Linked DNA regions of Homo sapiens: region 2 is linked to region 1. Evidence: chromatin loops called from intact Hi-C (ENCODE). Cell type or tissue: K562. All regions are shown on one strand. Region 1 has its middle 92 kb from the start of TENT5D. Region 2 has its middle 160 kb from the start of TENT5D.

The links. Hi-C counts contacts between places; a loop is a spot of excess contacts. Peaks named below come from ENCODE experiments on the same cell type or tissue, not always from the same donor. Only the 100,000 strongest peaks of a DNase experiment are listed, where the experiment ranks them.
Region 2: a loop joins it to region 1, with 2.9 times the contacts of the local background. A loop is called at or near these places in 1 of 110 quality-filtered maps.

Annotation. Positions count from the first base shown.
Region 1 is chrX:80,510,177-80,515,176 of GRCh38, reverse strand. No RefSeq gene overlaps it. Among named protein-coding and RNA genes, the nearest start is that of TENT5D, 92 kb to the right of the region's middle. In K562, no CTCF peak of the experiment used is centred here; a DNase peak (open chromatin) is centred at 2,586; H3K4me3 peaks cover 469 bases.
Region 2 is chrX:80,576,362-80,581,361 of GRCh38, reverse strand. No RefSeq gene overlaps it. Among named protein-coding and RNA genes, the nearest start is that of TENT5D, 160 kb to the right of the region's middle. In K562, a CTCF peak has its summit at 2,647 (motif pointing right); a DNase peak (open chromatin) is centred at 2,671.

The DNA.
Region 1 (5,000 bases):
ATATCCAAGCTATGGGTATATTTAAAAGGCCTTTATGTTTTTCTCTTTATAAATCTTGTTTTTCTGGAAGAGTTTTTTTTTTCTGTCAACTAAATTACTTTTTTCTTTTCACTCTATCTTGCTACTCTTGGTGCATGCATAAAAGACCGTAGAATGTCTTCTGGTGGCCTGGGACTCCTTAGGAAAACAGAAAAGGTACCACAAATTCCACTTTAGGAAAAAATATCTGTTTTCTTCATGTAGCCCCTGAAATTAATGGTAAATAAGTGCCTCTCAAAATATGTCTTTCTCTTCCGGCTATGCTTGTTTATTAGGCCCTGGAAATTGTATTACTAACCCTGTTCTTAAAGGGCCTCACCCAGAGGCAAATAATCCAATTGGGAACTTAGCAAATAAAAATCTCATAACTACTGTATTTTTTTCTGTTTGTGTGGTTATATATGTGTAATGTGTGTAATGCTTATTTAAAAAGAGTTCTAGTTAATTGGCCTAAAATAATAAGCACTTAAATAAAATATTTTTAAAGGAAAATTAAAAGCTGTGGTATCTTTCAGCTTATGTGACTTTAATCTTTAAAATAAAAAGAGTCTTAGGAATAATTGGTAAAGTAAAAATGTCTTCAAGGTGTAAAGATGTGGTCTAAATTATGCCGGTCAAATACTAGGTTTGCTAAATGTTTTAAGGTTGTAAACTGCTTCTTTAGCCTTTAAAAACTGTCAACTTGCCTGCTTCACAATTGGTAAAAATTATAAGAAGGCATGAAAATGTACATTTTAATTAGGAATAAAGAATTGTCTTAAAATTAAATAAAATAAAGTGAAAGGTTTAAGCAAATTGTAAAAAGATTGTAAAAATTAATCTTGCAAAGGAAACTCTGTGTGTAAACATATTAACTAAATTCAAAATAATATATTTTTTCTGTAAATTAAACACTAGAATGGACTAAACTAATAGAAAACAAAAAAAGGTTTTAACTTTTGTTTGGAACACTGCTAATCTTTGTTTTATTTTTCAGAGTCAAGAAAACTTGTCTTAAGCTAGCTACAGCCTGTAACAACTAAGTAAAGTATACTACTGTAAATAAGATTTGAAGCATGTTTGTTTCTCTCTGCCTAGTTCTTCTAGAATTTGGAAACTAGTCATAAGTATTCTTAAATTACAATATAGTTGTTTGCATCAGTGCAACAAAAATCTATTTTCTTTTGCAACAAGAAACAATTGGAAAACCTAGTTGTTTTACCAAGGCTTTAGCTGGAAGGGTATGTTCCCCTTTAAGGAATCAAGCTTGATTTGCAAAGCCAATAAAAGCCCCTTGGATACTGCCCTTATAACTTGTTTACACAGTCTCCCTGGGGCGTTCCTGACCGGTGGTGAGTAAAGAATGTCACTTTCTAACAGGCCTAGAAACCCCATGCTCCAGGAACCTCAAAAAGAAAGAAGTTTACCCAACTCACAGGTATTTAAAGGTGCAAACCCATAGCTGGGCTGGGATTTAAAAGGTCCTATCTGAGATTCCTTGTGGAACAAAGTTCCATCAAAGCCAATCTAAAAGGCCTATGTAAAAATAGTTATTCTTGCTGCACTTTATGCAAATAATTAGGCCAAGTATAAGAGTAAAGTTTATTTTGCAAACAGCTCAGTCATATCATAAGTTTAACAAAAATGAGGACTCGAGAGAGAGAGAAATTATGTTTTAAAACTTATACACCTGTTGACTTCTCATCTCATTAATTGTTTTTAATTCTTGCCTACATTTTAAACTAACCCTGCTTATTCCTGTCAACCAACCAGCTATCTCTGGCTGCAGCTCAGAGAAAACAAAAAAGGATGGGTAATGTAAAAGTCTGAAACAATGTTCTAGTTCTGGGCAATTATCCTACAGATCCTGCCAGGTAACCTATAATCCCAATGTTTCCTTTTTTTTTTTTTTTTTTGGAAAGTAAAACCAAGAAAGCTAAACAAAGCCAAGTCCCATACACCCACTTACAACAGAACAACCCATCTAAATGTCTCACAGGCATCTACCAAACTCTGTTGTCATGGTTATGGCCTATAGTGCCCCCCGCCCCCAACAGTAATGGTAGACTTAATACTCATATTTGGATCCTATATTCTAAACCTCCTTGTAAAGTTTATCCCTTCTCACCTAGAAACCATCAAGCTTCAGATGGTGCTCTAAATGGATCCAAAAATGAAACCACCCTTTTACCGGGGACCTTTAAATTAATCCGAGGAGGAGCACTCGCTGCTATTCCCCACACAACACCCCTCTCCAGCAGAAAGTAGCCAGAGTAAGTCGTCACCCAATTCCCCCTAACAGGAGTTAGGGACTCCATTCCAGAATGGAGAAATATGTTATAAGAGGAAGAAAGAAATCATTTAGGTGGACAGGGTAAAGCAAGTCCCTGGCAAAAAAAAAAACCACTTTACTTTTAACAAAAAGCAGCTCAAAAATAGCTCTCTTTCTAACCTCATGCAGTTCAAAGAAATCACCTCTCCTCTAACAACAAGCAGCCTGATAGAGCAGACTGTAAAACACAGATAAGACAGCTTGGGTACAGAAGGAGAGGGGGAAGTTTCTTGAGTTTCTTGGGTAATCACCAAACTTCACACTCATACCGGTAAAAACAGTGGGCCTTAGTAAGCACATTCCTTTCCCTTTAGGCACACTAAGATAGGGAAGCTAAAAGTGGGTGTGGGGGGATGCCTGCAGCTGCAAGAAGATGTCTGGGAACAGACACAGAAACTCTCCCTCCCAGATAAGCAAGACAAAGCAGCACAGACTAAGATTCTGCCTATGTGGTCAGCAAACGGAATAAGAACTGATAAAAAACAAACAAACAACAACAACAACAACAACAAAAAACTCTGCTCTATGCAGATAGCACACCTGGTTCCAACTAAACCGTTGGGCCCTAGAAAGATAAGACATCCCTTCCTCATGAGGCCCCTCCTCACTAGTCCCTTTATAAAACCCCTAACATATTTACTACGGCCTATAAACCCGCTCTGGACCCCTCTCTGTGACAGAGAGCTGTTCTTTCCTTTTGTCTATTAAACTCCTGCTCCAAACTCACTCTGTGTGTGTGTGTGTGTCTGCGACCTCGATCTCCTTGGCTGTGAGACCAAGAACTTTGGTATTTACCCCAGACAACAAGGCTGCTTCACATATATGTGTACAAATACAGCCACTCATATATGTGTATGTGCATGTGTTTGTGTGTATGTGTGTGTGGTGTGTGTGTATTGCATTTCTCTATTTGTCTTTCTTGTTATCAATACCATGTGGTCTTCATTGTTATAGCTTTATAATAACTTGATGACAGATGGTATAAGTCCTTTAAATTTATTATTTTCAAAGTCATTTTGGCTATTCTAGGTTGACTGCATTTTCATATGAATGTTATAATTAACATCAGTTTCTTCAGAAAAATCTGGAATTTTTGGAATTGCATTGCATATATAAATCAATGGGGGGAAGTCAACATCTTAACAATCTAATCCATGGTTATGAAATATCTCTGCATTTATTTAGGTCTTTTAAAATCTCTCTCAGAAAGATTTTTTAGTTTTCAGTAGACAGGTTCTGCACATCTTTTGTCTGATTTATCCCTGGGTGTTTCATATGTTATAATACTATTGGGAATTGTATTTTTAAAAAGTACAAAATAATTTACCACTGTTCATTGCTAGTACATATTAATAGAATTATGATTTTTTGTATATTGAGGTTGTATTATTTAACCATGATGAGCTCAGTTATTACCTCCATTGGCTTTTTTGTTAACTCCAATGATTTTGTATGTGCTCCACCATGTAATCAGTGAAAAAATAGTTACTTTTTTCTTTCAACTCTGAATGAGTTTTATTTCTTTTTTTTTTTTTGCCTTACAATAAGAATATAAAACTCTTTCATTATGAGTAAGTCTTTTTTTTGTTAACATTTACAGTTACAGTTTCTACCCACCACTAAATAGTGGTAACCATCGACTTGTTCTTTATCGCTATAATTTTGTCACTTTGAAAATGCTAAATAGTGTCTGCGTTCATAATATTTAGAGACTTCATTGTATATTCTTGATAAAAGTCTGTTGTCATACATGTGATTTAAATGTATTTTCTCCAAGTATTTTTTTATTCTTTCAAAGAAGTGTTTTGCAGAAAAAAATCATAACTTTTATTAATTTCAATTTATTGATTATTATTTATAGATCATGAGTTTGGTTTAATGTCTAAGAAGTCTTTACTTAAATTTTTTCTCATGTTTCCTTCTAAAATATTTGCGTATATACATTTTACTTTGAATTCCATGATCCATTTTAGGTTAATTTTTAAAAGTGTGAGGTTTAGGTTGAGGTTCGTTTCTTTCATACAATTTGTTGAAAAGACTATATTTCCATCTATTTGTTTTTGCACTTTTGTCAGAAATTGTCCATTCGTACCTGTGAAGGTGTATTTCTGAACTCCCTCTTATGTTTCATTGATCTGTGTGTCTATCCCTCATCCATGGTCAGGCTGTCTTGTTTTCTGTAACTAAATAATAAGTCTTAAAATCTTACATAGTGATTTTTACACTTTACTTTTTTTTGAAAGATTATTTTTCAGCTATTTTATGGCCTTTGCCTTTCCATTTAAATTGTATAATCAGCTTGTTTACATTTACAAAATATCTTGCTAAGGCTTTTATGGGAATGGTGTTAAAGTCATAGGTACATTTGAAGATAATTAAGACATTTACCATGTTCAGACTTTTTTGTTTTAGACAGAGTCATGCTCTGTTGCCCAGGCTGGAGTGCAGTGGCACAATCTTGGCTCACTGCAACCTCCACCTCCCATGTTCAAGCAATTCTCCTGCCTCAGCCTCCCAAATAGCTGGGACTACAGGTGTGAGCCACCAAGCTCAGCAAATTTTTATATTTTCAGTAGAAACAGGGTTTCAAAGTGTTGGCCAGGCTGGTCTCGAACTCAGACTCCTAACCTCAAGTGATCCACACGTCTCA
Region 2 (5,000 bases), 66 kb before region 1:
TATAGTAGGGGATACAATCATATCCCCTACTATAAAGACACATGCACGTGTATGTTTATTGCAGTGATATTTACAACAGCAAAGACTTGGAACCAACCCAAATGCCCACCAATGATAGACTGGATGAAGAAAATGTGGCACATATACACCATGTAATACTATGAAGCCATAAAAAAGAATTTCATGTCCTTTGCAGGAACATGTATGAACCTGGAAACCATCATCCTCAGCAAGTTAACACAGGAACAGAAAATCAAACATCGCATGTTCTCACTCGTAAGTGGGAGTTGAACAATGAGAACACATGGACACAGGGAGGGAAACATCAGACACTGGGGCCTGTCAGCATGTGGAAGGAAAGGGGAGGGAGAGCATTAGGACAGATGCCTAATGCATGTGGGGCTTGAAACCTAGATGATGCGTTAATAGGTGTAGCAAAGCACCATGGCATTAGAAAACAAATAACAAAATGTTGTGAAAAAGTCATTACTTAAAAGTAATCTTGAATGTAAATAGACAAAACTTTCCAATCATAAGACTTAGCATGGATGAATGGATAAAAAACAAGTCCAAATTGTCTGTTTTCTACCAGAAACACACTACCTATAAAGACACACATATGCTGAAAACAAGAGATGGAAAAGTGTATGCCATGCAAATGGAAATAAAAAAACAGCAGGTGTAGCTATGCTTATATCAGACAAAATAGACTTCAGACTAAATCTCTAAAAAGAGACAAAGAAAGTCATTTTGTAATGATAAATGGGTCAATTCAGCAAGAGGATGTAACAATTGTAAATATATATGCACCCAACACTGGAACATCCAGACATATAAAGCAAGTGTTATTAGAGCTAAAGAAAGGGATAGACTGCAATACAATAATAACTGGAGACATCAACACTGACATTAAGCACTGGACAGATTACCCAGGAAGAAAATCAACAAAGAAATATTGGAGCTAATCAGCACTACACACCAACTGGGCCTAATAGACGTTTACAGAACATTTCATGTAATGGCAGGAGAATACACATTCTTCTCCCTAGCACATGGATCATCCTCAAGGGTAGACTATACATTAGGCCACAAAACATTTATAAAAACATTCAAAAAATTGAAATAATATCAAGTATCTTCTCTGACCAAAATAGAATTAAGCTAGAAATCAATAACAAGATTAATTTTGAAATCTATATGAACATATGAAAATTAAACAATATGGTCCTGAATGACCAGTGGTTCAATGAAGAGATTGAGAAGGAAATTGAAAAATTTCTTGAAACAAATGATAATGGAACACAGCATACCAGAACCTATGGGATACAGCAAAAGCAATACTTAGAGGGAATTTTACAGCTATAAGTGCCTACATTAAAAAAGAATAAAAACTTCAAATAAACAAACTAATGATGCATCTTAAAGAACTAGAAAAGCAAGAGCAAACCAAACACAAAATTAGTAGAAGAAAAAGATTATAAATAATAAAGAAATAAATAAGAGCAGAAATAAAATTGAAACAGAGAAAACAATACAAAAATCAATGAAACAAAAAGTTTTTAGAAAAGATAAAACCGACAATCCTTTAGTATGGCTAAATAAAAAAAAAGATAATATTCAGGTAAATAATATCAGAGAAGAAAAAGGAGACATTTCAACCAATACCACAGAAATTAATAAACTCATTCGAGTCTACTATGAGCAACTATATGCCATTAAATTGGAAAACCAAGAAGAATGGATAAGGTAGGCATGGTTAATGGGTACATAGATACAGTTTAAAAGAATGAATAAAATCCAGTATTTTATAGCACAACAGAGTGACCGTAATCAATAATCATTTAATTGTGCATTTAAAAATAACTAAAAGAGTATAATTGGATTATTTGTGACAAAAAGAATAAATGCTTGAGGTGATGGATACCTCATTTACCCTAACGTAATTGTTACACATTGTGTGTCTGTATCAAAATATTCCATATACTTCATAAATATATATATGTGTACCTAATATGTTCCCATAAAAATTAAAAAATGAAAAATAAGTTGTGCTTTATTTAATGATAGCAAGGATTTGCTCCAAAGGGAATCATTTTTATGTTTCTAGAGCCAAATATTTTCTATGACATGCATGCACATAATGTACAACTCAGGGCAGTTACTCAAAGCCAAGTCTCTGACATTCAGCATTATTCCTCATCCTATCACACTACATCTTTCCTTGATCATACTATATGTAGTTGCTCATATAAATACCATAATTGAAAAACAGAAGAAAGAAATCTGACATAAAATTTTTTTGCCATATGATGAAAATTGATACCTTGTTTCTCTGCCAACAGAGATCCATTTTGACAAGCTTTACAGGCTATTTAAAAATGAGTATGTATTTCTCACACATTGTTTCATCAGCTAGGGCTACAAAAGGAGGTCACATTCGTTTAATATTTGAAATAATAAAACACCCTGAGCCCTCATCATGACTATAGAAAAATGTTTTATTCCCTTCTATGAGAGCAATGAGATCACCAGAAAGGCTTAATTAGTAAAAGCTAAGGGGTTAGTCCTGATTATTATTGCCTCATAAAGAGAAAATTAGAAAGCCTGTTGTCCTGTTTGTTTTCACTGTTATTATGATTTTTACCACAAGGTGTCAGTACAGGAACCAGGCAGGTCGATTGCTCCAGTACTGTCTTCATGAATTCTCTGCTTCACATCAGGACATATGATATCCTAAGCACACTATGTCACAAAAATTTAGGAAGTCGGAAGTTTTGTGATGTGAAGAAAAACATTAAGGCCTACATCATCATGTCAGTCATTTGTCAGTAGCTTCTCTAGTTGCAGAGACGGAAGGGGAAGATTTTTTCCTTCCTTGTTACATTAAACTTGGCCCTCCTACATCTCATTAATTCTCTAACATGTATTTGTGAATAGGACTCTGATTTCTTTACTAGAGGTATAATGGGCAGACGAATACTGACCCTCCTTCCCTGCCCCTTGCTTAAGCCAGATAACTTGAAATTCATTTCTGAGGGTAGACCTGTTTAAAAAAAAAAAAAAAGAAAGAAAAAAGAATACATCCACAGAGTTGTGTAACCATTACCACAATTTAATATTATAACTACTTTATCACCTAAAAAGAAACTTTGTACCCATTAGACTTTAGTCTCTATTTCCCCTCAAACTCTCTACCCCTAGGCAATGACCAGTTTACTTTCTATATCTAGATGTAGCTCTTTGAAATTTCACATAAGTTAAATTATACAATATGTAGTGTTTTGTAATTTGTTTCTTTCATTTTGCATGTTTCTAAGGTTCATATGTGTTGTAGCATGTATTAATACTTTACTCCTTTGCATTACTGGATAATACTGCCTTATATGTCTGCAGTTCATTTGTTTATCCATTTGCCAATTGATGGGCATTTGGGTTATTTCTATTTTTTGGCTATTATGAATGACTCTGTTATAAACATTTGTGTACAAGGTTTTATGTGGACATATATCTTCATTCCTTCTAGAAGTGGAATACCCTGGACATATGGTAGCTCTAAGTTTAACCTTTTGAAGAACTGCCAGACTGTATTCCAATGTGGATGCATCATTATACACTCTCAATAGCAGAATATGAAGGTTCTATTTTTTTCCACATTTTTATCAACCCATTTTATCATCTTTCTTTTGGATTATAAATATCTTAGTGGGTGTAAAGTGCTATTTTATTGTGGTTATAATTTGTATTTACATAATGACTAATGATATTGACTAGGAACTGTTGTGAATCCACAGCACAACACAGCTGCTCCATGGAAAAAGTGACCAGGCTGTTTTCCAGGGTCCCTGATTTCACTTCTCTGTACTGGCATGGTTTCCTGACCTGAGACTTCAGCACAACTACCCTGCCCCCACATGAACACTGCAGTTGGAGGCAGCTCTGCATTTCTCTCAGGAGGAAATCTAAGAGACAACTCACAATCCCTCTGCCATTGCAGCTGCAGTGATACTGCCCTAACTGCCCTCAGGCAGGGAAAGGAACAAAGGGTCTGGTCACTGTGTTCGCATGTCCAGCACACTGAAGTCATGATATGGAGAGGTATCCAGTCCCTTTCCCTTGTGCGCCCCCAACTTCACTTTTCACCAGGCAGGGCCCTAGCTCAGGACCTCAATTTAGCTGCCCCACCCAGAGCTGAGCACACCTACAGGTAGTGGCACTGAGTTTCCCTGGGGAAGATCTTCCAGAGGCAACCAACAGCCCCTCTGCCACTGTCACAGCAGTGGTTCTGTCCCTGCTGTCCTCAGTGTAAGGAAAGAAACAAAGAGCCTAAGGACTTCACACATGCTCCCAGCATGCCACAATCACATAGAGGGAGGAGCTCAGTCTCTTCTGCCTGTGAGTTATTGACTCTGCTCCTGAAAAAGCAGAGCTCCAAGCTCAGCACAGCAGTGCAGTCACCCTGTCCCCTGGATGAACATACCCAGTAACAGCATCTCCACATTTCTCTTAGGTGAAACTCCCAGAGCCATCTGAAAGCTCCTCTCCCACTGCCATTGCAATGATACTGCCCTTGCTCCCCTTGGATTGGGAAAGGAGAAAATACTCTGAGGGCTTTAACCACACCTCCAGAAAGCTGCAGAGGGAGAAGAAGCCAATCTGCTTCCCTTGTGATCCACTCACCCCCAGTTGTTACCAAGCAGCACCCCCTCCCCCTGGCTTGAGCCCACAGTGCAGCCACTCCAATCACATTAATTGATAGCAGCTCTGCATCTCTGTGGGGTAAAGCTCCATGAGACAAGTGAACCTCTGTAACACCCACTGCTATGGTCCCTTCCCTTGCTGCCTCCAAGGTGGGGAGGGAACATAAAGCCTGAGCTCACCCCAGAGCTGCAGTGTGCAGCCTGGGAGTGCCAAGCCAAGATCTGCAGCCAGTACTCAAGTGGGAAAGGAATAAAACTTTCAGAGCACTAAGAAGGACCATGATTGCAATTGTGAAAAAACAC